Regions from separate parts of the Homo sapiens genome. Here region 2 is linked to region 1. Evidence: chromatin loops called from intact Hi-C (ENCODE). Cell type or tissue: GM12878. All regions are shown on one strand. Links, peaks and the distances in the headings refer to the core of each region. The heading gives the core; the rest is flanking DNA.

What was found. Peaks named below come from ENCODE experiments on the same cell type or tissue, not always from the same donor. Only the 100,000 strongest peaks of a DNase experiment are listed, where the experiment ranks them.
Region 2: a loop joins it to region 1, with 2.7 times the contacts of the local background. A loop is called at or near these places in 3 of 110 quality-filtered maps.

What each region holds. Positions count from the first base shown.
Region 1 is chr7:35,717,326-35,733,055 of GRCh38, forward strand. LINC03013 (long intergenic non-protein coding RNA 3013) reads left to right here. Exons shown (of 2, transcript NR_108083.1): 2 at 1,745-2,387. It overlaps LOC124901615 (a long non-coding RNA gene), which reads right to left. Exons shown (of 2, transcript XR_007060286.1): 1 at 15,414-15,730; 2 at 14,637-15,305. Among named protein-coding and RNA genes, the nearest start is that of LINC03013, 8.8 kb to the left of the region's middle. RefSeq lists enhancers at 11,358-11,507, 11,958-12,057, 12,968-13,217. In GM12878, for the core only: CTCF peaks have their summits at 8,054, 10,462 and 11,450 (motif pointing right); DNase peaks (open chromatin) are centred at 8,056, 10,518 and 12,106; H3K4me3 peaks cover 1,484 bases; H3K27ac peaks cover 6,236 bases.
Region 2 is chr7:36,277,426-36,293,155 of GRCh38, forward strand. EEPD1 (endonuclease/exonuclease/phosphatase family domain containing 1) reads left to right here. Exons shown (of 8, transcript NM_030636.3): 4 at 3,690-3,800; 5 at 7,261-7,395; 6 at 10,214-10,352. Among named protein-coding and RNA genes, the nearest start is that of MATCAP2, 82 kb to the right of the region's middle. RefSeq lists an enhancer at 3,659-4,320 and a silencer at 14,615-14,909. In GM12878, for the core only: no CTCF peak of the experiment used is centred there; DNase peaks (open chromatin) are centred at 6,424 and 10,737.

The sequences.
Region 1 (15,730 bases), core at 4,303-12,302:
CTATCTGCCTGGTGTTTCTGGAACTCTAGTTTCAAAGTTAGAATACCCAGAATCCCAGCAGCTGAGGAAAGTAATAACCAGTGTCTGGGGGCGAGGGTGGGGAGGGAAGCGAGGGTATAAAGAGGATGAGAATTCTTCTAGTTATTTTCAGTTTTTACTGAAACTGAAGCTTTCCTGAAACTTTAAGTTTTTAGGAAACTTAAAGATAATTGTTTGTTTACTTAAAATACAGCCTCAAGGATACTTTTAGTTTAAAAAAATTTCTTGACTACTTGATTTCCTCTTGGGAAGATTATTATTTAACAAAAATATGTATTTATAAACAAAATATTTCAGAACAGGAGTCTGTGGAGAAATAGTCTTAAAAGGACTTTTCAGCAGTGATAAGATAAGAAACACTGCCCTAAAGAAAACTGTTGGCTGGGCGCGGTGGCTCATGCCTGTAATCCCAGCACTCTGTGAGGCCAAGGTGGGCGGATTACCTGAGGTCAGGAGTTCGAGACCAGCTTGGCCAACATGGTGAAACCCCGTCTCTACTAAACACACACACAAAAAAAATTAGCCAGGCATGATGGCGCATGACTGTAATCCCAACTACTTGGAAGGCTGAGGCAGGAGAATCGCTTGAACCCGGGAGGTAGAGGTTGCAGTGAGCCAATATCGCACCATTGCACTCCAGCCTGGGCAACAGGAGCAAAACTCCATCTCAAAAATAAATAAATAAATTAATTAATTTAATTTAATTGTTTAAGGGGTGTCATTTTCCAAATTGTTTTTATGAAAAATTTACAAACAGTGGCTAGTGTCCCATTGTACTGTGTATCTAATTCAGTAAAAGTACTGAAGATTCAAAAAGATTGTTAGAGTGGTTGTGGAAAATTCCAGAGCTGCTGTCACCAGCAGAGCCTTCCTTTACTGAGTGTCTCAGTGCCAGTATAACAAATCCTAGACACTGGCTTTATTGGCCAGTGGTGCAAAGAAATAGTAAAAATTCAATAAAAATATTGCTTGAACCAGGAAGCCTCCTCATAGAGTTGTGGACTCTTCAGAGAGGTTTTACCAAAGTAAGGGCAGAATGTGTATACCGTCTTTCAGGGATTCAAGAAATGTAGGCAACAATGTCTATTATTAGCCCTCCTCTCCTTCCATGAGCAAAACCCAAATTACTTGTTTTTAATTGGCACAAAAGCACATTCAATCATTACATTATCAGACATTGTTCATGTACCTATCATATGCCAGGCTGTGTGCTAAGAGCTGGGGATCTGAAGATGAATAAAATGTACCCTGCCACAATCAGGATTGGCAACAACTGACCTAGGTGGCTCACCTGCATTGTCTGGATAACAAGCCAATTGGCACCTGAGGCCCCCAACCTTATCCCCACAGGAGGGGTTCGTCCAAACTGCTCATGAGACCAGTTTCTCCCTTCCACAGACCCCAGTGCCTTCAGGTGCTGAAAGTTGACTTTCCCAGGCAACTCAGAGAGCTGGTGTCTAACCCCACACTGATGTTACTCAATAAGTCTGATTACCCTCCCACCCACTAGGTTGTTCTCACTCTTGCCCTATAAGAAGGAGAGCAGCAAGGGGACAAGGAATGCCCACCGATGGTGTGTCCAATAGATAACTTTGGCCCATCTCTTATCTTTATTTGTTAATTCTTGCTTTGTAACTTTCCCCCAATAGAGCCCATGAGATTTCATGGAAATCATCACAAAATAACAAACCTTTTTGCGTGACAGGTGATGAGCACAAAAGGATCCATCTTATACAGTGCTTGCCAGCTTCCATAATACTACTCACCACGATGTTGAAATCACCTGTTCCAGAACCAGTCCTGTCCTTTGACAAGAAGGATTTAATTATCAGTAGTGGTGGGGACTGGCTGGAGAGAGGAAAAACACTTCAAGGACTCTGCCACCTTTCGTAGATGGAGAGTGCAAAGTTTGTACCATGGAACTCCTTCTCTAACAGTTACTCTGTGGCAGTGCCTATTTCAAACCTCCCTTAACTTCTGATTGTATAGATGTTTGTTTCATTTGTTCATCTGTTTGTTCACTTAGTCAGAGATGTTTTAAGCCTTAAGAGAAATAGTGGACTAGAAAATGCCTTGGAAAAGTACAAAGTTCAATCCAAGTAAACTGTTTTTAAACTAGGAATTTATGAAGCCTAAAATATAAAATGTATATACATGGATATGCTCTGAAGTGAGGTAGAGGGGTAGAAATCAACATTGTGATATTGTACTATAGTTTTGCAAGATGTTACCATTGGGGGAAAATGTTTGAAGGGTATACGGGATATCTCTGCCTTATTTCTTACAACTGCATGTGAATCTACAGTTATCTCAAAATAAAAATTTAATTAACAATTGATTACAATTAACAGCATTAATTTCTTATCCTGTCATTTTCCTTCTCCTGAAATTGCAGAATAGCCAAACAGAAACCTACCCATGACCACCATCTGAGATTCTTTGGTGCCCGTATTAGTGGACATAGGCAGGTGTATCAGGAGGCATCCAGTCACGCATACTGGAAGATACTGACTCAACTGATTTAAGCAAAGGAAAATACAGTGTATTATATAATGAGACATCTTGAGTAGGGTAGTCCTAGGGTCAGTTGATTCAGCAGCTTGATTGATAATCAAGGGCCCAAATTCTTTCCCACTTTCTACCCTGCCATCCTCAGCCTATCAGTTTCGTCCTCCAGCTGGCTTAAAGGTAGTTGCAAGGTGGCTGCTATCATGCCATGCAAAATGCAAATGCAAAAAGTATGCAGATACAAAAAGTATCTCTTTTCATAAGTCTCATTTTAAGGGCAAGGAAAAACCTGCAGGCCTTTCTGCCACTCTCTTGACCCACTTACTTAACTGTGGAACAAGTCACAAACACCTGTTTAAGTGGATCACTTGGCCAGGAGGGAGAGATTGCCATTATCCTTAGATGGAGGAGAATGGGGGTGGGGGTTGTTATGCCTGAACATAATCAGTGCTCTGCCAGTGAGTAAGAGCAGAGATGGGGTGATTAATAGGCAACCCCTCACCAAGGAGCCATTGTAAAGCTTCAGGCCAGTTCAGAAGGTGATGAAGATGGAAAGCCTCCAAAGCAACCAGAACAACCAGAAGGAACACGCTTTTACAGCTTGCTTCTGATTCCACACCGCGAGGACAATGGGTCCAGCATGCCACACTGATCCAGGAACTTAGAACTAAGTAAGAAGCAAGGGAGAGAGGCTGCTATAGCTGAAACCCAGAGAATGAACTTTCTCCCAGGAGGTTGCAAGGGCTGCCCTTGTAAAAGATCCTGTCCTGGGTTTAAAGGTTAGCAAATTTTCTGTTTTGTTTTGCTTTGACTGCATGAGGGTTGAGTTAAAGTGAAATAATATTTAAGACTTATTTTTTAAATAAGATATTTTATGTTTTTATTTTTGTTTTTTTTTTTTTTTTTGGTTGGTAGAGACAGGGTCTCACTGTGTTGCCCAGGCTGGTTTTGAACACCTGGGCTTCTAATCCTCCTGCCTCAGCCTCCCAAAGTGCTAGCATCACAGGCATGTGCCACCACACCCAACCCCTTAAAAGTCTTTTTACAAATGAGAACATGAACAATTGCCTTTCAGATTATTTCCTGGTCATCAAAGATTTCTTTCTTTATTTACATAAAGGGGACAGGGGTCAGTCTGTGTATTGGAAGATGTGCCCATATTTGGTCACATATTGGAAGAGTACAAAATTGCCCAAATAAGGGATATTTATTGCCTTCCTGACTGCAGACTCAAGGAGGCAGGAACTTTGACATTTTCTCCAATGCCTATCTGTATCCACATTGCCTGTAACATAGTATATGCTCAATAAATATTGATTGAACTAATTAAAAAATGTCATTCTCTACTCCCAAACTATAAAAACCTGGAAGGGTATATTCTTGCTGGATGGGAGCCTGAAGAAGACAGGAAGGGAGCTAAAGATATCTCTCTTAGTCATTCTCTGTGTCCGACATATGCCCACATGTATAGTCCTAAATGCCACTGTCTCTCAGTTGGTTTCTATCAGGACCTAAGCCCTGTGGAGACAGCAGCTTGCAGAGTCTCTAGCCCAGGGAAGCAAGAGGTGGGCCAGATGGAATCCCCCAGCTCAGGGAAGGTCTTACCTATCCATGCATTTGAGGAAGGAGGAAGTGGGACAGTCATTCACCAGTCTAAATCTTACTGCTAAAACTAGACCGAGTGCTACATCTCCAAATCTGGAGGGCCAGGATATCTGTCACACAGGCAGGCCAAAAATTGTTCTTCCCAGGGTGGGGACAGTGGAAGCCATATAAACACTTGCCAATTAGTTCATCTACATTTTAAAAAGGTGCAGAAAATTCTTGTTCCTTTCCGCTGGAGGAACTTTACAAATGACCTTGACAAAAACCCCTCAAAACCTATAGAACCAAATTTTATTATAACGCTCTTTTTATTCCCTTGCTTCTATTTCCTCCTTTCTCTTCTTTTTCTATTTCTTTTCCTTTCTCTTTCTTTACATTTCTCCCTCTTTCTTCCTGCTTGTCCAGCTTTTCTTCCTCTTCCCCCTTTAAGGTGATACTTTGGGACTGAAAGTATATTTTAATATTTATCTAAAGCAGTTGTTTCTTTGTCCATGGTTCCCTGACCCTTCACAGAAAATAATTCTTCCATCCTAAATTGACTTTTATGATAGTTATCTAAAGATTTAAGGATCCAAATATGTACAAGTCAAATACAATAAAAGGAAAAAAATCATTTAAAGACTAACATTTAAGCATTTTAGCCTCTACTATTTTAAAATTAGAGTTCAACTCGATGCCATTTATATTTGAACTCCTAAAATTACAACCATCATCTGCATTTTACAGGCTTCCCCTATCTATGCAGACATTTCCTGTTCTGTCTTCTCTTTCCCCAGAGACCCATTACAACTTGCTTATCGTTGGGTAGAGGTTATATCCAGGGAAGAGGGAACCGAGGAGAAGTGGAGGAAAGGAGGAAGGCATGAGATGTTGGCCCTAACCTAGATTGGTATGTTTACTCTCATCCGACTGGGTTGACTTTAGAATGAAAATGTTTTCCCACTTAATTAATTTAAAATTAGTTATTCAAATATGTTTTTCAAAACTCAGTACAATTATGTATATCACACTTGTGCAAAACATCACCAATTCTCAAACCCCAGATCTACAGATCTGAGGTCAGCAATTCCAGCTAACACTTATATAGTGCTTCCCATGTGCCAGACACTGTGCAAAGCGTTTCATGTGTATTGACTCATTTCATCCTTCAACAGCCCTGCAAGGCAGGTATTAGTCAGCTTGGGCTGCCATAACAAAACACCATGGACTAGGTGGCTTAAACAACGAACATTTATTTTCTTACAGTTCCAGAGACTGGAAGTTCAAGACCAAGGTATAGCAGAGCTGGTGTCTGGTGAGGGCTCTCCTCGTAGGTGGCAGACAGCTGCCTTCTCACTGTGTGCTCACCTGGCCTTTCCTCTGTGTTCCTCAGAGTGAGTGAGCTCTCTGGTGTCTCTTCTTATGAAGATACTAATTTATGGGATCAGGGCTCCATCTTTAACACCTCATTCAACCTTAATTACTTTCTTAGAGCCACCATATCCATATCCAAATACAGCTACATTGGGGGTTAGGGGTTCAACATATGCATTTTGGGGGACACAAACATTCAGTCCACAATGGTAGGTAATATTGTACTCCCTATTTCTCAGGTTAGGAAACTGAGGCCACACTGATTGAGTAATTTGCCCAATGTCACACAAATAATAAGTGTCAATACTGGGACTTGAACGCCAGCATCCATACTTTTAACCACTATGCTGTGCTCTCTCTCATCATGAGTCATGACGATGATCACGTTAGATTGTGTTAGATGATGTTAGATCATGAGTCATGATCTAACATCTAGCAACCCATCAACATCATCAACATCTAACAAATCCAATCCTTTGAACCTATTATAGAATCATCAGAGCTTTACCACGCTTTTTAGAAAAAATTTCCCTACAAGAATACAGTCTCTCACTATTATTATTATATTAGAGATAGATTTCTATATTATCAAATTTAGAGCAAATAACTTATATTTGCTATCAACTAGCTCTTAAAATGATTATATCTTGATTACTCTAGTAAACAAACATCATCTATTTCTCTCTACATTTAAACTATTAAAACTCAACAATAAGAAAACAACTCATTTGAACAGTGGGCAAAAGATCTTGACAAGACATGTCATCAAAGAAGATATGCAGATAGCAAATAAGCATATGAAAAGATGCTTCACATCATATGTCATCAGGAAAATGCCAATTAAAACAACAGTGAGATACCACTACACAAACCTATAGGAATGGCCAAAATCCAGAATATGACAACCCCAGATGCTGCCAAGGGTGAGGAGCAACAGGAATTCTCATTCATTGCTGGTGGGAATGCAAAATGGTACAGCCACTTTGGGAAACATGTTGGCAGTTACTTATGAAACTAAGTTTCTATATCATAACACAAGTAGATATAAATATAACCAGTGGTAGGGTTTTTTTAGAGGCTGTATTATTTTTTAAGAATTTAAAGCTTTAAACCCAAATTTCTACTCAGAAAGATGAGCATTGTAATTTGATGAGATTACCCTTAGAATTCTTGCCAGTCAATGACTGCTTTTACACCAACTTACAGATTGTGCTGTGTTCAAATACATACTGAGGGGAATCTGATGAACTGACTGGCAACAGTCTTCAAATTCTTAAAGGTGAGGGGAAGAGTGCATCAGGTAAGAGCAAAGCTCCCGGAATCGGGATATCCAGGTCTGAATCTTGACTCTGCTGTGTCCTTGAGTGAGCTACTCAACTTGTCTACACCTCAGTTTCTTCATTCGTAAAATGAAGCTATGGTAGCTTCTACCTTATATGACGATTGACTGATAGGCTCCATGTTGAGTGTAAATTAAATAGTGCCTGGATAAGTACTCACTAAAGAATCGTGTTTTTTTTTTATTGTAAATTTCCAAAGAGAATGTTTTATACTTTTTAAAAAGTGTTTTTATTCCCCAATGCCCCTAACAGGAAATGACACCATCATTGTTACATGAGAAAATGATAAATGTTTTGAGAGGTCAATGTTCCACCCCAACTCATTCTCAGTGTTACTATTTTCACCAGGAAACAGTAGAAGTGACACAGGAGGTGGCCAGGGAAGTGCTGGGTAGACAAGGGTGGGGTTCCTGGCGAGGGCTCCACCCTCAGGCTTGTGCCCATGGACCTAAGTAAGAACAGGCACCCGTGTTTTCATGCCCAAATGTTGCATTTTCCAAGACCACTCTGGCCTGCCACACCCCCATCCTGTGCCCATAAAAACCCTGAGACCCTAGCGGGCGTGGACACAAGCAGTTGGACGTTGAGAGGAGCAGAGGAGCAGAAGAGCGCACCGACAGACACCAGCAGACAACAGCAGGCCATTGAGGCAAGACGATGCAGAAAATTCGGTCGGGGCAGTCAGAGGAGAGTCCAGCCGCTGGACAGCCTGACTCCAGGGGAAGACCGCCTTCCCACTCCATCCCCCTTCTGGCTCCCCATCCACCTTGCTGAGAGCAACCTCCACCACACAATAAAACCTTGCACCGATCTTCCAAGCCTACATGTTATCCGATTCTTTCCGGTACGCTAGGGCAAGAACTGAGGATACAGAGGCCCTCTGTCCTTGTCATACGGCAGAGGGTCTAATTGAGCTGGTTAACACAAGTTGCCTGCAGACGGCAAAACTGAAAGAGCACACTGTAACACATGCCCACTGGGGCTTCAGGAGCTGTAAATACTCAACCCTAGGCACTGCTGTGAGGTCGGAGCTCCATGGGTACCTTTTAACCACAAGTTTCAGCATTTCTTTTCAAGGAGAACTTATGTCTGGAAATATGGATGGAAGATGAACCGAGGACTCGTCTTTAACACCGCATGCTACTCTACTAAAGACTGAGAAAAATGTCAGTTGTCCGGAGCTCCCCACGACCTGTCTGCATGCTCCCCCTAGGGGTTTGAGCAGTGGGACACTGAACATGCGAGCCGCACATCTGTCGCATGTCCTGCCAGGGAGATAAGGAAACTTTCTGTTTCAGAAGTTCTACTTTGAGGCAAAACCAGGCCTCACATGGGCAAGAACATTGCTAGACCTCAGGCCTTGCTCTTAAACAGCAGCTGCGTACCCCAGCCCTGCACGGGAAGTGGGGAGGAGCTCTTGCTTCTTCCCACAACAAACAGGTTCTCACCTGTGCAGCTCCTGTGAATTACATGACATCAATGTGTATGTAGGTTCTTTTTTTATTTTTTTTTTATTTTTACTATTTTTATTTTTATTTTTTGAGATGGAGTCTTGCTCTTTCACCCAGGCCGGACTGCAGTGGCGCTATCTCGGCTCACTGCAAGCTCCGCCTCCCGGGTTCATGCCATTCTCCTGCCTCAGCCTCCTGAGTAGCTGGGATTACAGGCGCCTGCCACCACGCCCGGCTAATTTTTTGTATTTTTAGTAGAGATGGGTTTTCACCGTGTTAGTCAAGATGGTCTCGATCTCCTGACCTCGTGATCTGCCCGCCTCGGCCTCCCAAAGTGCTGGGATTACAGGCGTGAGCCACCGCACCCGGCCAATGTGTATGTAGGTTCTATCTTTTAGGGAAAGACACTGTAATGTGGAGCATTTCTCTTCAGAATCTACTTAAAACCAGATATTTCAGTTATTAGAGTGAATTAAAACTATTAAGTAGCACATAAAATATATTTTGACCAGTCAAACCTAATTGTAGACTGTTAGTGTAGACACCCATCAGCACACCTACACTCTCACAGACACAAGAGTATCTGTTTGTCTCTGTTGATATGGTTGGGAAGTTTTGCTTTGTGACCTGGGGAGTAGAACCAAGTGTTGCTGAGAGAGCTAAGAACCAAGAGGAGGAGGTTGGAAGGATGGTATGGATTCTCTTCCTTCCTAGCTCTTTGGATTTGGTTTTAGACCCCAATGGTTAGATGCATAAGAGCCAGAAAGCAGGGAAACTGTCCACAAAAAACCCTTTATGGTTCTCAGTTCCAAGCATCATTGCTTCAGCTCCCAGGTGACAAAGTGTAGCTCAGTGCTGAGATGAGAGGCCATTTTCCCTGCTTGTGCATAAAACCCCCTCTGCTTTGACAACCTGAGGACTGGCTGGGCTGGCAGGCCACTACAAGATGCATGGCACTAGCTTCCTCTTCTTAGGTGAGAGTCACCTGGGGTATGGACAGTGGGTCCGGCACTGGGGGAAGCACAGCAACCGCCCTAACAGACTCCTCCCAGAATCTCACACACTTCCAATGGACCAGCTTTCCCTCACCCCCACCAGGCAGCACAGGGCAGGACTGTGTTTTGAGCTTAATCAGCACTGCTTTCATGATGGGCTGTGACAACACTGAGGATTTCCATGTGGCCCTGCAGAAAGCAGACCTGGAGGAACCAGAGCAGGAGAGAAAGGACCAGGTGGATCCATGCGGTTATGGCAGCTGGTTTATAAACACGAATGACACACCCCATTGGAGACGCCCAGAAATAGCTGGAGGACACTGAGGTCAAGCTAAGAGTATGTTGTTACCTTTGTAATTTGGACATCAAAAGGAAATGTAACCTGATTTTATATGGTCTGGAGAGACCTGGACATGCTGTAATTAAACTATAATTGCAATTAATGGGCTACTTTGTGAGTAACCTAATCTCATGAAAAAAATGGGTGGCTTACAATAAAATAAGGAGATTGGTGACTTATAATAAAATAAGGGGATGACAGCCATAGCTGAAACATCTATAAATTTGGAAAACCAAGACTCAAGCAAAAAACATTTGAATTGAATTATGCAAAAAAGAGGAAAAATACAAGCTCTGGAAGAATGAAGCCTGCGCCATGGGTACCTTTTAACCACAAGGTTCAGCATTTCTTTTCAAGGAGAACTTATGGCTGGAAATATGGATGGAAGCTGAACAAAGGACTTGTCTTGAACATTGCACACTACTATACTAAAGACTGAGAAAAATGTCAGTTGTTCCTATCAAAGGATGAGGGGGTTGATGGACATCAGCACCTTTGGCATCATTGTTGATTCCAGAGTGTCCTTAGTTTTTGAGCCACCTCCAAGCAGCCTTGTCAATCACTGCAAGATGCATGCCACTGGCTTCCCCCTCTCAGGCGAGAGCCACCTGGGGTACAGACAGTGGGTCCAGCACTGTGGGAGGCATGGCGACAGCCCTCACAGACTCCTCCCATAATTTACACACACTTCCAATAGACTGGCGACCCCCACACCCCCACCAGGTTCCAATGAGAAACACTTTCTAAAGAACTCTCTCTTGTTAGAACAGCTTCCCTGAGCACAGGAACCAGGGAAGCAATCAGCATCAGCTCAGCTTGACTGTCCCCTACTGCCTGTGCATGTCCCTCCAGTAACTAAGCTGTTTTTACTCAACTTTTGGGTGTTAGCTGGTGAGTCATGGCCTCAAGGGAGCCTACACTGACTAGACTAGGCCTGGTGTTGCCCTCTTTACTTCTTCATAATGAGTAAAGGTTGACACAAATTGTGTATTTAATTATTGCAGATAACACAGAGAGGGATCATGCCCATATTGATAGCCCTTCAAGGCCTAGCATAGTGCCTGGAACATGGTAAATAGTAACATTTATGAATGTCAGCATCTCTGCAGAGCTTTCCCTACATGGATTACAGCTTAGGCTAAAGCACTTGATATATTGCCCACTCCTGCTGTTAATATTTTTAACTAGTTATTTTTCATATTATATAAGCAACATGTGAATACAAGTTCATTGTAAAAAAAATCAAACTCATATAAAAGCTATAGTCTTTTATATGTAAATGATGCCACAATAAAGCTACTTTTTAAAAAGCCGCGATCCTCCTTCACAACTCCACACCAGCCCAGTCCCATTCCTTTCCCAGACACACACTCCACTCTTAACAGTTTCATGTGTAAACTTCTAGATCTTCTTCTGTGTGTTTTCATACATGTACATATCTTCATACATTATGTGCTTTCATACATGTATATTCAGATGAATACTCATATATTTGTGTTTTTGCACATATATACATTGTGCACATACATTCAGAGTGTTTTAGTCAGAGTGCAATCAGAAGGCAGAGCAGTGCTAGATATGACATTGCAAGCAGAGGGAATTTAACAGAGATGGTGGGGGAGTTCAGTGGCCACAGAACAGCAGGAAGCCACTATCAACCCTGGAGCTGGAGGGACAGAGGGAGGAAGCAGAGTTACCAGAGCCCAGGAGCTTGGGTCAACTGGAAGAATCTGGGACCATGGCAGCACTTCCAGCTAAATCTGGAGCAGTAGAGGAAGAGGCTATCTGACAGTAGGTGGAGACATGGACGAAACCTATCAGACACCATGTGAAGCAGGGAGAAAGGGAGACATAACCTGTCTTCTTCCCTCCTCTCATTCTCCAGTGTCTGTCACTGGCTCTCCTTAGCCAGTCTGGAAATGAGCCTGGAAAATGTAGTTCCCAAGGATACAAAGCCCAGATAGAGGATGGTCTGGAATGGATCTGAGAGCAAGCAGACAAAAGGCCAGCACATGAAGTTGAAAATAAAACACATAAATAGCATCATGGTATATGTAATGTTCTAAATTTATCACTTACCATTTTTACAGAGATAAAATCTGGTTAAAATGGCCATTGAGAGCAGGCTTGATCCACAGAATGAAAGGTACAGCAGGAGAGCACAGAGGCAGACAGCAAGGAAAGACATGCTACAGAAGGGCAGCCCAGGGGCTGGGGTGGGTGCAGGTCTTGTTCCTTGGGAACCAGGCCTGATCTGCTCTGCAGAGTGGGAGGAGGGCAGGAGTATGAGATGACCATTGCCCAGCAGTAGTATCAAAGACTCAGAGAGTTTACAGCCTGAAGGAAACTTAGGTCTCCCATTTCAACTCATGACTTCTACAGAATAAGGAACTGAAAAGCAGAAAGTGATGGGCCCGGCAACCCAAAGTATCTCAGCTAGTTTTTTTTTTTTTTGTCATTTTTGGTTTTTTGGGGCATGGTGGAGGAGGTGTTAGGGGACAGTTTAGCACCAATGCCTCCTCTTCCTGCTGTGAGTCACCGAGCAGCCTAGCAGAAAAGCTGTGAGGAGAAATGAGAAGCTCTAGAGGCAATCAAGCTCATCTGTCCTGCTGGGGGGCCAGTGTTAGACACCTGACATGTCTTAAAAGCGGAGTCACCAAAGGACATCTTTTTCTTAGAAACTCCCCTAGCCTCCAGAGTCTGGTTTTAAACTGTCTGTGGCATAATCTCAGAGCCTCCAGCAGGTCTCAGGGACTGTGCTAGATACAAAGATGAATGAGATAAGATAATGAACAAGAGACATATTTCCAGGAGCTCTGAGCCTCACAGGGAATCAGAAGTGAATAAAAGGGAGCATGATGCAATGTGATAAATATAATACCTATGGCACAGAAGAGGAGTTGATAATTGCTGGGGGAAGCAAGAGCAGGGAGCTGGGAAAAGAAAGCTTCACAAAGGTAACCGCAGGGAAAGTGTTGAAGGAGGAATAGGAGCTTTTCAGAACACTAACCCCAATGTTAATAACTGAATTAGACCAACCTTCCCCAAAGACCACTATTATTCCTCAAGGATTTACACAGAAACTGTTCTTATCCCATTTACCTCTTATTACATAATGGGAACCCCCCACCCACCCACACACACACACACATATTTGAAAGTATATGATAGATGAAATGAGTTCACTGCCCCATCAACCATGATCGGCAGGGCCAGATTAAGATCTTCAGAGACTCTGGGCACTGCAAAGTTGATGGTGCTTCCATACGTAATTTAATGTAGGAAACAATGCCATCATGCACATGCCTGTAAAGAAGTCCAGCAAAGTTCTGGTTTTTCCTACAATGACACATTTTAGATGTTTTTCAAAATATCAAATAGCCAACATCACCCATGTAATGGTACTGGGATTCTTTTGGTGCCCCTGCTCTGCCAGTGCCCATGCCTGCTTATGGGTGACCCTGCACTGATGAGGCAGCCCCTTCCCACGCCAGAAACCCCAGGTGGGGTTGGCCTCATAAGTTCATATTCCTATTCTTAACCAAATGGACTTAAAGTTGTTCTTTCACTTCCCCATATATCACATGCATTATGACTTTGTTCTTTATCCCTTTCTGTCAACAAACACTCAACCTGCAACCCACGAAGGCCGTCTGAAGGTCTAGTGGTCTGGTTAACCATAAAGAAAGACTGGTGTGAGAAATGCTATTTTCTTATACTAAGCTCAGCTGCTTGTAGCAAGAGGAAGACCATGTGACAGTGAGGTGTTTATGAGCACAGGCTTTAAAAACAGCCATGGTTTAGCCGGGCGCAGTGGTTCATGCATGTAATCCCAGCACTTTGGGAGGCTGAGGTGGGCAGATCATGAGGTCAGGAGCTCGAGTCCAGCCTGACCAACATGGTGAAATCCCATCTCTACTAAAAAAAATACAAAAATTAGCCAGGCATGGTGGCACACGCCTGTAATCCCAGTTACTCAGGAGGCTGAGGCAGGAGAATCGCTTGAAACCTGAGAGGCAGAGATTGCAGTGAGCCAAGATCGCGCCACTGCACTCTAGCCTGGGAGACAGAGCAAAACTCCATCAGAAAAAAAAAAAGAAAAAAGAAAAAACAGCCATGGCTGGGTTCAACATTTGCTCTTTCACTTAACCATACGATCTTGGGCAAGTTACTTTACACCTGTAAATCCAAATTTTATCATCTATAAAATGTGCTTAATAATAGCACCAGCCGGGCGTGGTGGCTCGCGCCTGTAATCTCAGCACTTTGGGAGGCCGAGGCAGGTAGATCACCTGAGGTCAGGAGTTCGAGATCAGCCTGGCCAACATGGTGAAAACTCATCTCTACTAAAAATACAAAAATTAGCCGGGGGTGGTGGCGGGCACCTGTAATCCCAGCTACTCGGGAGGCTGAAGCAGGAGAATAGCTGAACCCAGGAGGCAGAGGTTGCAGTGAGCCAAGATTGCGCCACTGCGCTCTAGTCTGGGTGACAAGAGCAAAACTCTGTCTCAAAAAAAAAAAAAAAAAAAACAGCACCTACCTCCTTACCTCATGAAGTAATTTGTTGAACAAATATTTAGTATACTCTTACTATGTGCCAGGCACTATCCTTGAACAGGGGATACAGCAGTGAGCAAACAAAATCTTTGCCCTAGAGCTTACATTCCAGAGGAAAAAGATAGACAAAAAAAAAAATAGATATCATGTATATATTTAATTATATATAATTATATATCATGTTACAAGGAAAGAGCTAGGCAGCATTGGGGAGAGCTTTCATTTTAGATGGAGTGACCAAGAGCCTGAGTGATAAGGTGACTCTATGGACATGAAAGTGACAGGTAGGCACCAGGGGGACAGCCTTCCAGGCAGGGGGAACAGTCTGCACAGAGGCCCTGAGGCAGAAGCAAGCCTGAATGTTTGAGGAACAGTGAGTATGGCTGGAGTCAACCGAAGGTGGAGCACAGTGGAGGAAAATGAGGTCAGAGAGTAGGAGACTGAAGGGTTTTGAGCACAAGGGTGGCACGGCATGACACGTGTTTTAATAGAATCTCTCTGGCTGCTGGGTTGAGAATACACTTAAGGAGGGTAAGGGTGGAGACAAGGAAACCAATTAAGAAACGACTACCATGATCCAGGTGAGAGATGATGCATGTGATGTCCTTACCTTAGCACCTGACATGAAACCAACTCTGGATAAGGATTCTCATTAGTGTCCTATTGTGACCCGAATCCACACATGCATAGCTGGCAAAGGAAGATCTCAGATTTGTTTTCTTTTCTGCATCTTTCTCAACCATCCATCTACTACCATCATCATCATTTTCCCTAATCTTCTTAAACCCCATCCTTAATATTCTTCCCCCTTTCTTCTCTCTCTGCCTCCTTCTCATTCTGTTATCTTCCTTTTATTACTATAATGTTTTTTCTGGGCACAGTTTTGAAGATTTGTTTTGAATCTTGAAGAGAGAGCAGCAAGCCTTTTGGCCTATGGATTCTAAGAGTCACATTCCAACAGGTGATATCAAAAGGACAAGGAAGCAGGGAGGGGTGACTTGCACGGAAGGTGCCCAGTGAGATGTCTCTGCCATGGAGATTGTGCTGATGCCACAAGCAAAGCGTTTGTACCCCTCTCATCCACAAGAGAAGTCCCTCCGGGTATTTCAGATGATACCTGAAAGGATGATAAGGCAGGGAATCAGAGGCTGACACCGCTATTGGATGGACTGGGGGAGTGAAGACCAAAAGGTCATTTTCAGGAAAAAAATAAATTAGGAAGTACAGGGATAAGACAGAAGCCACCACCAATAACTCCACACCTACAGCTCCAAAGCATGTGATTCAGAAGGATCCTTGTTGATATTGGCCATCACCTTGTGTCACAATACCAGGTGAGTTGTCACAGTGGAAAGCAGGGGTATTCCCAGAAGCCATTCTGACAATGGGACTAGTAGAAATGACTTAACTATACACAGAATTGTCTATGAATCACATAAATGTATCCCACAAAAGTCAAACTAAATATGTCCCCAACTCAACTTCCCCTTGGCCAGAGCCCCAGGATACCCTTGGCCACTCTAATCCCCCACAAGATGACAA
Region 2 (15,730 bases), core at 3,384-11,383, 560 kb after region 1:
CAGGATTCTCCAGCTTGAGAAGCTCGTAGCTCAACTGGGGTCTTGAGAAAATGATGCCGATTCTCGTGCAGCAGGTCTAGGGTGGGCCTGTGAGTTTGCATTTCTGGCAGGCTCCCAAGTGAGGTTGATGTTGCTGGTCCATGGACCACACTTTGAGTAGCAAGCGTCTGAAAGGTGCTCACCTCCTTAGGTTTTCTGTGAATAGTTAGTGCAGATAGCTAAGTTAACAATTCTTTTTTCAGTCCTAAAAATAGAAGAAAATACTTACTCCTTCCTTAACTCTGGTCATGAAAATTAGGACATAGAATGCTTGTAGCCATAAACACTTATCTCCCTCGTCGCTCAAGTTATTAACTATCCCTAATAACGTAAATACTGAAGAAGAAGGCAGAGCGAGGGGTCGGTGATCTGCTCTGTGGGCTGAGAGAGGTTATTAAAGGACAGGGCTTCAAGCATACAGAATAAAGATGGCCCTTAAGGGTCAGGGATTCTGCTTCCTTAGGGCTCCTAGAGCTTACCTGTGAGTGAAAAGTTTTTAAATATTAATAGAAAGCAAAGAAAAATGAGAATGTCTTTTCTTCATCCATGAAATCAACTTGAACCTATCAGAGTCATCTAGAGGGGCTGTTAAAATGCAGACTTCTAGGCCCCGCCCCTGAGAATCTTTAGTTAAGTAGGTCAGGGGTAGAGCCTGAGAATTTGCATTTTGAACACATTCCCAGGTGACACTGGTGCTCACACTGTGACCAGCTCAAAAGACCACCAGCCACGAGCATGGGAATCAGTGCTGTCAGCCTGGGCCACCTCTTCAGACTTCCGACCCCTCCCATCAAAATGGTGTTGCCAGGGAGGGGTTTTTCTAAGCCAGGGTGGGGTTTGGGTATGAATGGGAGATACAATTGTCCTCAGGTATCTGAAGGTCCTCCTGGGGGTTAGGAGAGATTAGATTTCTGGAAAAGGAGAACAATCCTGGTGGCACCGCTGCAGACAGGGAGTCACAGCACCTTGGTGTGTTCCTTCTCCACCCCCAGGGCTGGGCCTCTCTGATCTACCTGGTTGGCTGATCCCTTGGTGGGGGGGCGGTGGGGGGGGCGCTTCTTAAAAATAGAGCTTTCCAGGGTGCATCCCAGGAGATTCTGATGAGCAACCAGGTTTGGGACCCCCTGCGAGGAAAACAGTGAAGCACCAGCTGGGCACTGGAGAGCTGCTCTGTTTTTAATGATTCTTGGATGCAGCACTAATGATCACTCAGCAAGCGAATGATTCCCTGGCAGGAAATGGGACCCTTTGTGAAGTACATTTCCTTGCAGGATCCCTAAAGTTACAGTCGATAAATTCTGGCTGCATCTTCCAAAGTGTTTTATTTCCCATCTGAGGATGGCTTCCAGCCAGGAGCATCTGGCCAGGGGGACTTATCCAGGGTAAAACCCCACCCTCTCCGCCTTCCCCACTCCCTCGCCCCTGTCAGCAGTGACTCTCTCCACAGCCACTCTGCTCTGGGCTGTGTTGAAAGTAGAACCTATAAAAGTCATGGTTGAGCAAATTCCAGAGAGAATGCTTCCCAGACAAACTCAGCAGCAGAGAACATATCTGTATGCAAAGAGTCAGGTTACAATGGAGGCAACTACTTGGATAATAGCCTAAGGAGAAATTCCCACCACCCCGACTCCCCCGCATCCCCGACCCCCTTCCCTGCCCCTGCTTTGTTTGTCATGCTGTCATGCACAGATTTGAAGACTGCAGTCTTGCCTTGAGTTTTCTGCTTCACCAGCAGATGTTTCAGAGCATCACTGGGTGCTGTGCTCTGTGCCAGGTAGGGGTTTATAAAGGAGGCTCAGGTACAGTCCCTGCCCTGTGGAGTCCACTGCTGGAGAAAGATAGATGCTTACATGACTAACTGTAAAAGCAGCGTCACTCCTAGAATAGCCCATTTCTAAAGTAGACCTCCCAGCACTCTCCCTCCCCTTGCCTGGTTTCATCTTCCCCACAGCGCTTGTCCCTCTAGAAATGACTAGCTCAGTACTCAGTAATGAAGTACTGGTGCTTCATCTTCCCTCTTACAAATAAAGCAATGTGAGGGGAAAGACCAGACCTTTAGACCCTGGCCTCTCCCAACCATTGTATGTGGGCTGCCCAGGGGGCATGAGAGTGGCTTTCTGCAGCAGAGGCGTTGGGAGGCTCTGCTGAGAGGGTGGCTGCTCACACACCGCCAGGATCTGGGGCAGAGGCTGAGGGAGGACCTGGGCGGCCACAGCAGCTCTCAAACCCAAGCGTGCATCAGAATCTTCCAGTGGGTTTGTTCAGGCACAGATTGCTGGGCCCACTTCAGAGCTGCTGATCCAGTAGGTCTAGGATTTCTAGCACGTTCTCAGGTGATTCTGTGGCTACTGGTCCCTAGACCACACTTTGAGGACCGCAGAGAGGTGCATCAGCATGGCCATGACAGTGAACTTAGTGAATAGCTGCAGGGTGGGTCCAGTGACGGACTTCTTAGAAGCTATGCCAGTGACCCCCGTGAGAGAAGACAGGACTCTGAAACAGGCTCCAGCAGTGGGGCTGGAGAACAGAAAGGAAGCACCCAAGACACATGCGACAGTGGAATCAGTGCGCTGGTGGGAGGCGAGGAAGGAGTTCGAGCAGCGGGAAGGATGGAAGTGCTTTGGACCAAGATGGGCACTGGGTGGAGGAAGGAATAATGTGTTCCCTTTGGGACCTGCTGCTGTGAGGGGCTAAGGAGACCTCCAGGTGGAGATGCTAAGGAGGCAGTGGGAAATGCTTTTAAAACTCAGGAGAGCAGCTGGCGACGGGTACAGATGCTGGGGTCTTCTGGATAGGGGTGTAAGCTGCCTCAGTGGGGCTGAATGAGAGTCCTTAAGCGGAGAGAGTGGTGATGTGCTTGGAAGCCAAGAGGCTCTCACTCGTAGGGGTGGTTAGAGAAATAAACAAGTGGAGTGCTCCAAGGCTTGTGAAGGACAAGGGGGCATGACCCCAAGAGAAGGGGTTGTGTTTGAGGCATGAGTTAGAGGAGCTGGTCTCCATATTTTGAAGTGGATAGTTGTTCCACTCCTCATCCTACTGTGTGCAATTTTATTTTGCCTCAGTGACAGTCACTTTACAGCCATATTGGTGCAACATGCATTAGCAAAAGAAGTGCATGCCGCGTGCACGTGTGTGGGTGCAGCAGCAGCTCTCCGCAGCAAGAGGTAAACAAGACAAGCACTACGGTGGTTCAAGTTGAAGCTGGAGGTCATTTTTTGCCCCTGTAAGCTGAGCCCTGAAGAAGAAAGTCACCATGTATCCATCTTGTTACCTTTTTGGATTTGACGCTGATCCAGATCCTCCTGGGACCTTCAATCCGCTGCTTTTACAAGGATGAAAAGGATTCTGATGACTTTTTTTGAACTGTTTGGGCAGGAATGCTACAGAGAGAATCAATTTCTGTGAACTGAGAGTCCCCAGGTGATAATTTGGTGTTTCACACACAGGCAGTTTTCTTTTTAATGTGTGGTGCTTGTTTAGTCATCTGGCTCTTGCAAACCCTAGTGTTTGAAAAACAGGGATGTAGTTCAGCAGTGTCTGAATAAGGCTGATGACTCAGAATCATGCAGTGCCTGGCTTCTCAGGCCGCCGCCAGCCGGGACTGCTTTAGGCGCGAACCCACGCTTCTGACCTGTGCTCTGTCTTTGCAGTTCTGCACGGAGCTAAACCAGCCGACCCTGCCCAACATCCGCAAGTGGAAGGGGCCCCGGGGATGCTGGAAGGCTGTTGTTGCTGAGAAGCCCTCGAGTCAGCTCCAGAAGGTACCCTCGTCTGCAAAGCCTGGCCTTTCCCTTCATTTAATTTATACATACTTTTCCCCTAATCAAGGGCATTTAAAAATTTCCTTTGCCAATATCCCCGGTTCAATTTTGTATTTCTGCCCAATTTTTAAATCCTTGCCATTCATTTCCAAATGCCCTGGTTTTCGGTTCACGTTTAGATTGGGAATGGACTCCTGCCAAGAAGGAAATGAGAGCTTAGGGTGTTGGGAGGAGAGGAGGGGAGAAAGGCAACAAATGGGTATTTCTGTCCTTTGTCCTTCTAATCCCTTCGCCACAGTTCTGTCTTCTGCCAAGTTTGTGCAGAGCTCATTACTCGTTGACTGAAAATTTCAGATTCACCTTAGTTCACACATGAAGTATTTGCTTCTAGTGGTAGAAATTATGCACATAATTTCAACATAGAAATGTTCTATTGAAATGTTCAGCAGATTTTGGTTTTGAATTTTCTTTCATCAGTATCACCCATATGAGCAGGTAAGGGTAAATCTCTGTAAATACACGTTTTCCCTCATATTATTATTCAAGGCCAGATTTATTCACCTTGCAATGCTTAACATCAATGGAGTTTTAGATTTTTAAACAGACTCCTGATAATAACCAGGAGTTGAAAATGTATTATTACATAATTTTCCTATAAATGCAGATTTTTAAATCCCTAGTATACCTAACATGCTTACAAACACATGTGATTTATACTTAATATGATTATGTTTATAATGTAGGCTCTTAAATCATAAATGTATACTGGATTAAAAGTGGCCATTTTTTGACAGTAAGCCCCTACTCTCTTTTTAGCTACTACTTAAAGAGGTACATGTAAATCTTCTGTCTCTGGGTTTTATGTTTGGGGGTGTAAATGGCTCCTGCAGCTGACAGTGAGTCAGCACACATTCAGAGAAGGCTGGAGATAAAGCTGAATTTGAATGCATCTAGTTCAGGGTTCTCCCTTCCAGTCCACGTGGAAATAATAAGAATAATACCACCTTCCTTTTTTGATCGCACTTTACATGTATGTAGGTGTCTGAGCTTCACAAGCCTTTTATAGTCCATTCAGCACTGCATTCATTCAACAAATCATTAATGAAAGGTGGCTATGTACCAGGCATATTGTTTCATGCCAGGTACACACTGGTGAGAAAAACTCCATGCCTGCATGTTTTCACTCTTTGCAAGACACAGTGGGGATCCCGGCTGGAGCCTGACCTGGCCCCTCCCGCAGGGAGTGCACAGCCTGTTGGAGAGCAAGACAGGTAACCCCATTCCAGGTCAGGGTGTCAAGGCCATTGGAAAACAACATGAGGTTGCAGGGAGACCCGAGTTCCATCCACCAAAACCTCTCGGCCTCAATTCCTTCATCTGTAAAATGGGAGCGATAGCCCTTTCTTAGCTCACCTATAGGGTGGCTATAGGATTTTAAAAGATACTATGCATTGGAATGCATCATGAACGTAGCGCAGGCCAGGGCCAGGCGGAACGGGCATGAGGTGGCAGGCTGGCCGCCTGCAGTGGACTGAGAGAGCTCATGCCTGGCTCTGGCTGCTGCTGGGTCCATGTCTACCCAGTTGTTACCCTGCAGTATTGTGGGCCCAATGTGGCCAAACCTCCCAGTTTCATTTTAATGGGAAATTTCCTGAATTTTAAAGATGAACAGATAATCCAAAAAAATTTAAACACTATGTGAATCAAACAGAATATATCTGCAGGTTGAAAATGTTCAATCTCTGTCCCTAGACAAACATAAGAAAGTGGGCCATTTCTCCGATGCCTGAAATTCTGCCCCAGGCATCTTCTCCCCAGCTCCCTAGGGCTTACACGATAGCCAGAGGGGTGGTTTCCAGCTGTGAAGGTGAAGACCTAGTAAGATGAAATGATTTGCCCACAAGCCACCCTTTTGCAATGTGAGGTGCTCGGACCTGAGCCCAGTTCACTCTCTCTGTCTGGAAACCCTGTTCCTCCGGCTGCTGTTCTGGAGGAGAGGGGAGCGCCTAGGTCAGGGGCATTGGGAAAGGCTCCCAGGAGGGGCAAGAAACCAGCGGTGGAAGGAGCAGCACGCAGGGAAGTGGGGGTGGGGAAAACAGTGCTGAGCAGGTGAGGGAGGCAGAGGAAGGAGTAGGCCCCACCGCAGAGGCTTCCCCTCCAGGGCCATCGGGGAGCCCCTGAAGGCTTTTGGGCGGAAGATGACTCGAGTGATGCTTTAGGTAAGTTACTCTGGCACCATGACTTGGGAAATGGCAGATGGAGAGATAATCCTCCAAAGCCAGCAGGGCAGTCATACCTCCCTCCAAACCAGAGGAAGCTGAGGTTTAGAAAAACTGAGTGGGTCGCCCAGGGTCCCGCGGCTAAGTGACTCAGGTGGGACTGAGGCCCAGGTCTTCTCGTTCTCAAACCAGCACACTCTCCAGGGGGTGGGCAAGGAGATAATTTCAAATATAGAAGTGCACAGCATACAATACATTCATTCCCTCCCTCCCTCCTCCTAAAAACACGCATGTTCAGACAAGGCATGTGGCTTAGACCAGAGCTGACCTTGGGGACTTTGTGGTGGCTGCTCAGGAGGGTGGTTGTGCAGAGTCACTTCCCCTCCTTTTGCAATGGGGAAGAGTGGTGATGAGCACTGCTGGCCTCTCAAATGACATGCAGATGGCTCCCAGGCAGCGGGTGCTGAGGAAGCATTCTCATGGACAGCAGAGGCTGTGGTGGGGTAGAAAGGAGAAGTGTGTCTTCTTCCACAAGCCCCCAGTGGCGGCGGCAGCAGCGCAAAGCAGGCATATTCAGAGCAGCAGGGTTTAACACTAGGCACTAGGACTCTGCCCCACCGCCAGCCCTGGCACCTCTGACCTAAGCTTCACACCTCTGCCATGGCCCCATCCACCTGCGGAGGGCCCTCGAGCAGCCCCAAGCCATTAGGTCAACTGCGACCTCCACTCACCCAGAAAACACTGAGTGGGCTCTTACTAGGTGCCAGGCACCATTTTTGTAAGCTGCAGCTAATCAGTAAGCAAAACCCATCCCTTGGAGTTATATGTTTTAGTCTCAGCATTGTGATCAGCTGTGGGATTTCAGGAAAGTCACTTAACCTCTTTGAGCAGCAGTGTCCTCATCTGGGAAATGGAAGCATGAATTGCTACCTCATGGGATGTGATGATTCTGAAGATATCTCTGTGCCTAGCCGGGGCTTCACCCACCTCCCCCCAAAGACAGAAGAGCCCAGGCCACCCTGTCTGTATGGAAAGCTCTGAAATTGGCAATATGTGAAATTATTTGGGCTGGGGAAGGGCAAGGGAGAGTGGCTGTGGCTTTCGTGGTGTGCTTTTGGTTTAGAAACAGCTTGAGCCAGAGTAGGGCCTACTGCCTCTCGGTCTCTCTGGCCTCTCTGCCTCCTTTCCCCAGGTGGCGCTAGGGCTCTGGCACCAAGACTCTGTCTCCCTCTCCGCTGCAGGGAGCTGGGTATGCAGGATTCCTATGGGACGCGGCTGCCGGCATGGAGCTGAGAGACGCGGGTTCACAGGAGAGCTCGCCAAGCAACGGGCACGGGAAGCTGGCGGGCCCCAGCCCATACCTCGGGAGGTTCAAGGTACCCGCTCCACGCCGTCTGTGACGTGGAATCTGCTTCTTTCTAAAAAGGAAAGAAAAGGGCTCATTTTGTAATAGCATGAGTAAGAGAAGTCTCGTCTTTTTGCCTTGATTTCAGCCTCTCATGATTGGAGATTTTTGTCTCTCCTGGGGCTTCCTTGGCAGGTGAACTTGTCCAGGGCAGGAATGAAAGGGATTTTGAGACAGCCCCAGTAACTCTGGCATCTGAGCAGGAGAGGGGGGAAGGAGGGAGATTTGGTATAGCTCCTAAACCTGACCCTCATTAGAGTCTCCTGGGGAGATTTTCCTACAGTCAGGGATTCCTAGACCCCACCTCAGACATACAGAATTTGGGGGATTATCCGGATGGCCTACTTTCCAAAAGCCCCTTCAGTGATCCTTCACCTTCCTGGCACTGGTTCACAAGGCCAGGTGTTAGGGAATGGCTGGATTCAAGGGCAGCAGAACTGGCCTGAGGAGCCCCTTCTTATCGGCTGCATCTCAGGCCCGATTCCTTTATTACCAGGGAGAAAGGCCTCTCAAGGGGTGGTTTGGGTTTGGAGGGGATTCAGGAGGAGCTCTGGGCTGTGGGCCAGGGGCAGTCCTGTCACTGGCATCGCCCATGTGGGAATCTCTGTCCCCCCAGCATCTGGGAGCAGCTCAGCAGATTGATCGAGCGCAGTCTCTCTGGTTCTCCCCGGATGCCCTTGGGAAGTGTTAATGAACCGCAAAATGGTCAGCAGCTGGACAGCAGAAGCCAAAGCAGGTCATGAAGTTGGCAGTCAGTGAGCCTTATCCCCGTGGTCCTTGACCATGAGCTCACAGGCCAGGCAAGCAGGTCCGGTGCCTTGGAGCTCAGCAAGCGTATCCCCTCCTGGGCATGGAGACCCCCTGCTTTCTGTGTGCTCCAGAGCAGTTCTTGAACCTGACAGTCACCTCAAACCCCAGCCCAGGGAGTATCTGCCAGCTGAGGGTTGGGAGCAGCCCCTGTGTTGAGGCTACAAGGCCCTGTGCCACCTTGCACACTGTGAGTTGATGAGGGTGGGTGTGTGCTCACCCTGGGGGTATCTGTCACACCCAGCAGCCCCTCTCATTCCTCTGTCTGTGATATTGATGGGGCTCTGTCTGCACATGTACACCTGGGGGTGTCCATGGGTTGTATCTGTGGTACTGACGTGTAAGTCAGCCAGGTATCACCTTTAAGCCTCCTAACACCACCCTGGGCCCTTTTTTTATGTCAAGTTCCTGTTCCAGTGTTGGCCACCTGGGGTTATGGCCATGTAACCCTATGGGTGATACTGATAATCCAGTATTACCACAACGCAGGCTGTTTTTAAGGGTATAATGAGAAAATGCTGGTTAGCCCAAATCCTCTAAATAAAGCAGCCCCCTAAACAGGCACTTGGCCTCTTGTACTTCATGTCACATTATAGGCCTGGCAGTTGGTGCAGTACAGAGATGGGGCTCATCTCCTCAGGCACTGTGCCCCCCACCCAGCCTTAAGATGCTTTCTCTAGCAGGCAGAGCTGCAGCTGCAGAGCTCTTGGTCCTGGTTGCTGGCAAACTGGGACCACATCCGTAAGATAAGACGGGCACCCTCCACTTCCTGGGGGCTTCCCCTATACCCCTTCCCTTCCTGGCAGTGTTGATGTTGGTTGCCATGACAAATGGAAGGGCAAGATTGCTAAGCCCTGAGCAGCTGAGCAGTGCTGTGATGCCCAGAGACAAACTCTGACCCTGTGTTTCTGCACTTGCCCTTGGGGATGCAGGGCTAGGGCATGTCCTAGGCTGGCCAGGTTCTGTAAGCTTTTGGTTTGGACACGTTTGAAATTAGGTTAAAGTCAGCATCTGGCTATAGTGGGCTCCAGAGAGAAAAGAACACAGAGGAGCGTGTGTGGGAGGTGTAGGGAGGAGGAGGAGGCACATCCCAGCGGTGGGTCCTGGCAGGAGACCTCAGGCTGGCCCTCTGGAGAAAAGCCCCAAGTCTATAATAACAACCAGCTGTCAGAGTCACCTCCTTTGATTGATTGATTGAAATGGGGTCTCACTATGTTGGCCAAGCTGGTCTCAAATTGCCTCAAGTGATCCTCCCACCTCAGCCTTCCAAAGTGCTTGGGGTTGTGGCCGGGTACGTAGCTCATGCCTATAATCCCAGAACTTTGGGAGGCTGAGGCAGGAGGATCACTTGAGGGCAGGAGGATCACTTGAGGTCAGGAGCTTGAGACCAGCCTGGACAACATGGTGAAGTCTCTACTAAAAATAAAAAAATTAGCTGGGCATGGTGGCACACACCTATAATCCCAGCTACTTGGGAGGCTGAGGCAGGAGAATCACTTGAACCCGGGAGGCAGAGGTTACAGTGAGCTGAGATCATGCCACTCCACCCCAGCCTGGGTGACAGAGTGAGACTCCTTCTCAAAAAAAAAAAAAAAAAAAAAAAAAAAGTGCTGGAGTTACAGGCATAAGCCACCATGCCTGGCCTTCCACCTCCTTCTTATATAGGACTGCTTAGAAAGAAAGAAAAAAACTCAAACATTTACAGATATGCAGATATGCCCAATCTTTTAGGCTCTAAGTGAGGAGTAGGCGGTGGGATGTTAGGGGTGGACTGGTAGAACAAAATAGGCCTTGTTCCTGCAGGTGCCTTGGAAAAATCGAAGATGAAAGACCTTACATTATTTCCTGGGGGTGTGAGCCAGCCTTGTTCTTGTTTACCATTGTCAACTCTGTGCACAAAGCTATTTATGAGTCGGTTGTAACGGATACAGGAAATATGAGCTTCTGAGCCTCTCCCTGTTGCTTTGTTTCCTGCTGCCTAGGTGGGAAGTCACGACCTGACCCTTGTTAACCTTCACCTGGCAGCCCTGACCCTCCTGGGGAGCGAGAATCCCAGCAAGAATCACAGTGATGGCCACCGGTTGGCGAGCTTTGCACAGACCCTACAGGAAACCCTGAAAGGTAGGACATTGTCTTTTGCTGTGACTCGGCCACTGTTTTGCAGAGCAGCAGGGCTGCCTCTTCTGAGCCATCTCTGACCACTTGGGCTGGCTGTTTGTCAGCAATGTGAGTCGCGGGTACAGGGGACAGTCAAACCTCTGGCATCTCATGGAGCCCAGCTGACCCTGCACGGCCACATCTGTGCCTCTGTGGACCTAGCATATGCGTTCCAAGCTGTCAGCTCTGTGGCTTTTTAGCCTCATTTAGATAGAAAGGATTAGGGGGGAAGAATATAAGTGATGATGCCCTTCCCCGAAGACAGCTCATCCTGGGACCAGCTGCCTCGGGCATCACTCCGGTGGTGCCGCCTGCAGATTTGCATGTGCTCTTCCTGTGAAAGAGAGACGGGGGTGACAAGGGGAAGTGGTAAATTGCTGATGATTGGTGAATTGAGTTTTTCTCTCTGGCGGGATACAGAGCATGTTGAAGAAGCCCTGAACCTGTCAGAAATGCTGGATTTTAATCTTGTAGGACCTCAGGCAAGCCACCAAACCACTTCAGGCCCCCATCTGATGGGGGACAGTACTCATCTCATAGCAGTACCCAGAGGGCTAAGTAACAGTGTCTGCAGCAATACCAAGCACATAGTAGGGACTTCATGTACACGAGTTGACTCTAAAACATGAGAAGAATTAAGAGAACACTGAAAAGAGCAGAATTCTAGCTAGGCACGGTAGCTCATGCCTGTAATCTCAGCACTTTGGGAGGCCAAGGCGGGAGGATCACTTGAGCCCAGGAGTTCAAGAGCAGCTTGGGCAACATAGTGAGACCCTGTCTCTACAAAGAACGAAAAAAATTAGCCGGGCATGGTGGTACACACCAGTAGTCCCAGATATTCAGGAGGTTGAGGAGGGAGAATCACTTGAGCCCAGGAAGTCGAGGCTGCAGTGAGCTTTGATCGCACCACTGTACTCCAGTCTGGGCAACACAGCAAGACCCCATCTCTTAAAAAAAAAAAAAAAAGGAGCTGAACTCCAGGACAAAGGGGGGCTATGCCCCAACTAATATAGATGGTTTTCTGCACTTGGTTTACCAAAAGAAAAGGTTGACAAGGCTGTGAAGACTGTGATCTTATCCATCTGGCTTGATTTTTCAGAACACTGACCTTGTCTAGGTGAGTTTGTAGTTGGAGGCTTGGAATTCTCTTCTATCTTTTGAGTCTGGACCAATATTCTCTAGCTTTCTAAGACTTCCTCGTTAAACTGGCCCCTCAAATTGGGAGATTCATGAAGATTTTACTACAAAAATATTTCAGTCAAACTGTAGGCTCACATTTCAAAAGATGTATGTATGTATATATGTATATATGTATTTGAATTTGCATTTCTAACAAAAAAGATTTTTTACTGTGGTAAAATATATGTAACATAAAATTTACCATTTTAATCATTTTACATATTCAAGTCAGTGCTACTAATGTATTGACATTGTTGTACAAACATTACCACCATCCGTCTCCAGAACCTTTTCATCTTTCCAAACTGAAGCTCGGTACCCATTCAACGATATCTCCCCATGCGCCCCTCCCTGCAGCCCTTGGCAACCAGCATTCTACCTTCTGTCTCTGTGATTGTGACTACTCTAGGTGCCCCAAATAAGTAGAATGATAATATTTGTCCTTTTGTGTCTGGCTTGTTTCACTTAGTATAATGTCTTCAAGGTTCATCCATGTTGTAGCATGTGTCAGAATTTCCTCACTTTTTTGTGTGTGTGTGTCGCCCAGGCTGGAGTGCAGAGGCACGATCTCGGCTCACTGCAAGCTCCGCCTCCCGGGTTCACGCCATTCTCCTGCCTCAGCCTCCCGAGTAGCTGGGACTATAGGCGCCCGCCACCGCGCCTGGCTAATTTTTTGTATTTTTAGTAGAGACGGGGTTTCACCGTGTTAGCCAGGATGGTCTCAATCTCCTGACCTCGTGATCTGCCCGCCTCGGCCTCCCAAAGTGCTGGGATTACAGGCGTGAGCCACAGCGCCTGGCCAGAATTTCCTCACTTTTTGAGGCTAAGTAATATCCCACTGTGCATCCATCCACCATAGTTTGTTGCTTATCCATTCATCTTCTGATAGACACTTGGGTAGCTTCCACCTTTGTCCTGTTGTGACAACGCTGCTGTGAAGATTGATGTGCAGCAGCTTTTCTTTTGAACCAGGACATGCCGTGACCAACGTTCTACTTTAAGGATGAGTCCTCAGGCTAAAAACAGTCAGAAGATGCTCTATCCAAGAAGCAACTGTGTGGGAAATTGTCCACCTATAGTTAGACTCTGATCTGTAAAATGGACAACTTGATAGCTTGTCACATCTGTGGACATTACTATTGTTCTTGATCTCAAACTTTTTGTGGAAGCAGAAAGGAAAGATGCCAGCTCATAACTTCTTTGACAGCCTTAGGCAGTCACCATCCCCCCACCCCACCCCTGGTATCCAGGGAGTAGTCAGGATTTTGGCAGAAAACCTTGGGCAGGTTATGTTCCAAATTGCCAAGGTACTATTGACCCACAGCCTGGCTTGGCCTTGACTCATCCAAGTAGGGACAATGACTCATGCTGCCTGTGTCCCCTGCTTGTAACTAGTACCCAATTAATTATTAACTGGTGACACTCCAGACCCAGGGGTTCAGGAAGCAATTCAGCCTGCCCAGGTCTAACAAGGGTAGACAAGTCAGCAGAGGGGTTCAGCTAAAGCAAAGACAAAGCCTTCATTCCACAGCTTCTATCAGAGCAAACAGAACCGATGTGGTTAGCAAGCTCCGGGCCTTTCTGCCTTTGTCTGGAACGTGCATGCAGGCTGACGTCAGTGGGGATATGCCAGTCCCCTAGTGGAACCTTCTTCCCTCAGACCTCACCAGGACTTGGGGACAGGGTCTCCCTCTGTGAACTGAGCAAGAGTGAAACAGGGTGTGTAGTAACTCTTGACATCTTGGCAGATGGTCCCTCAGTGGGGACTGGTTCCTGTAGTTGTCATTGGCGTTTTATAAATCTAGAGACTCTCTGAGGAAGTCAGCCCAAAACGTTCTCCCCTCACTGCTGGGAATCAAGGGAGCGACAAAGGAGCCCAGCCCAGGTGGGTGGCTTTTTAGGAAGATAACTCAGGCTCCTGCGCATCTACCTGTGGATTCTCAGAAGCAACAACTGCCTTGATGTCATCACCGACGCGGATTCAATCGGAAGAACATGAGTTGTAAGAAATCCGATGTGCTCATTCAAAAAGGGAACCGTTGTCACTCCTGAAGCTACACAGAGCTGGCTCTATTGACCCTTGACACCAGCGTCTCTCCTGGCTTTAGAATTGTCTTTTTCAGCCCAGACCTTTGCAGGCCTGCATCCCAACGAAAACCTCCCTCATTATATGGGAACTTTGTTTTCTTTGATATTCAATGAATGTAGCATCTTTCTCTTTGTTCCTTTCCAAATCAAACTGCACCCTAATTCTGGGACATTTGTGGTTCCGCTTGTCTGTTGCTCACATATTTATTGAGTGCCTGCTGATGCACTTGGTGTCGCAGTGGACAGCAGCCACTTCCGTGTGGTCTTCCATCCTAGCCCTTTGTGGTGAGCCCTGGATTTGAGGCCTGGCCTGGTGACTTTGGACAAACCTTCCCACCTCTGGGAGCCTGTTTCGTACCTGCAGAAGGGAGATGGTAACAGCACCTGCCCCATGGGTCGTGGCTGTTAAGTGCGGTGCTATCGAGGAAGTGGTCAGCACAGTGCCATGACTATTATTCAAGCTGGCACTGATTTCTCCATGGTGTGGGTGGCCCTGCAGGAGAGGCTTCCTTCCATCCCACCCATTGTCCTCACTCCTCCTAGAGGAGGGCGCCATCTGCAATGCACATGCGCCCTCTGGTGGTGGCCTGAGTGGCTTCCCTTCAGATTCCTTTCCCTGCAGTTGTTATTACGGAAGCACACCCGTGGCCAGGAAAAAAAGATTTGCCAAGTGTCGTGGATACATTTATGACTTCGTTTATGAACTGCTTTCCCTAAAGCCTCCTTCACAAGGTGTGGCAGAAATGCCACCTCCTGCTGTGGGACAACAAGGGTCAAGCAGAGCCCAGGGGAATCCCGCAGAGCCCAGCTGGGGGGCGAGTGTTCTTTCAGGATTTCTACTCGCTTTGCTTGGAAAATACTTCATAACTATCCCACTTCCTCTAGGGTAAATCAGACTGTGGGAGAAATGTCTAAAATGCTTTAGGAGAAAACCTTTCCCCCTTGGCCCTGAAATCACTTTGTAGTTCTTATGCACACATATTTAACTTCCACTGTGTGTCTCTCCCTGACAAACCTGTGAAGCTGTATCAGGAAACTGATCAGGAAGGGGGCCCACGCTACATGTGAGTGCCCCGTGCCAGGCGCTTCTGGCGGCTCCTCTAATCCTGACACCAACCTGGGAGGAAATGGCTTGTTCTTTCCCTTTTATAGACTAAAAGGCTTGCCCAAGGTCACGAAGCTGGGAAGTGACAAACTTCAAATTCCACACTCAGAGTCATCCAGCTGTTTTCTCTTAGAACCGGGGCCGAGAACCACTGTTTTCTTTCTTTCTTTTTTCTTTTCTTTTCTTTTGTTTTGTTTTCTTTTCTTTTCTTTCTTTCTTTTCTTTCTTTTTCTCTCTTTTTCTTTCTCTCTCTCTGTCTCTCCCTCCCTCCCTCCTTGTCTTTCTCTCTCTCTCTCTTTCTCTCTCTTTTTCTCTTTCTCTTTCTCTTCTTTCTTTTCTTCTTTGACAGAGTCTCACTCTAGCCGAGGCTGGAGTGCAGTGGAGCCATGTTGGCTCACTGCAACCTCTGTCTCCCGGGTTCAAGCGATTCTCCTGCCTCAGCCTCCCAAGTAACTGGGATTACAGGCGCCCACCACTATGCCCAGCTGATTTTTGCATCTTTAGTAGAGATGGGGTTTCACTATGTCGGCCAGGCTGGTCTCAAACTCCTGACCTCAGTGGATCCCCTGCCTCAGCCTCCCAAAGTGCTGGGATTACAGGTGTGAGCCACTGTGCCTGGCCTAGAGCCACTGTTTTCTGATATTCTCCTGTGTCAGGTTTTGTTTCATTTTCAGCCCCTCTGTGACCACTCTTCCTCCTAGCTAATTTGGATTCATAAGTCGAAAAGAGGACTTGGAAGAATAGGACACAAAAGTGTCACTGTTTTCAGAGAATATGATTGTTGGTTTGTTACACCTAAAGTTAAAAAAAAAATTATTCCCAGTAAGAGAATTAAGAAAACTGCCTAGTTAAAAAGTTAAAATAAAAAATTAGTCCTTTTGATATATATCATTAGTAACCTGTGGAAATAAAAAAATTTAAAAATAACCATTAGAGAAAATATAATGGGATAAAACAAAGATCCCATTCA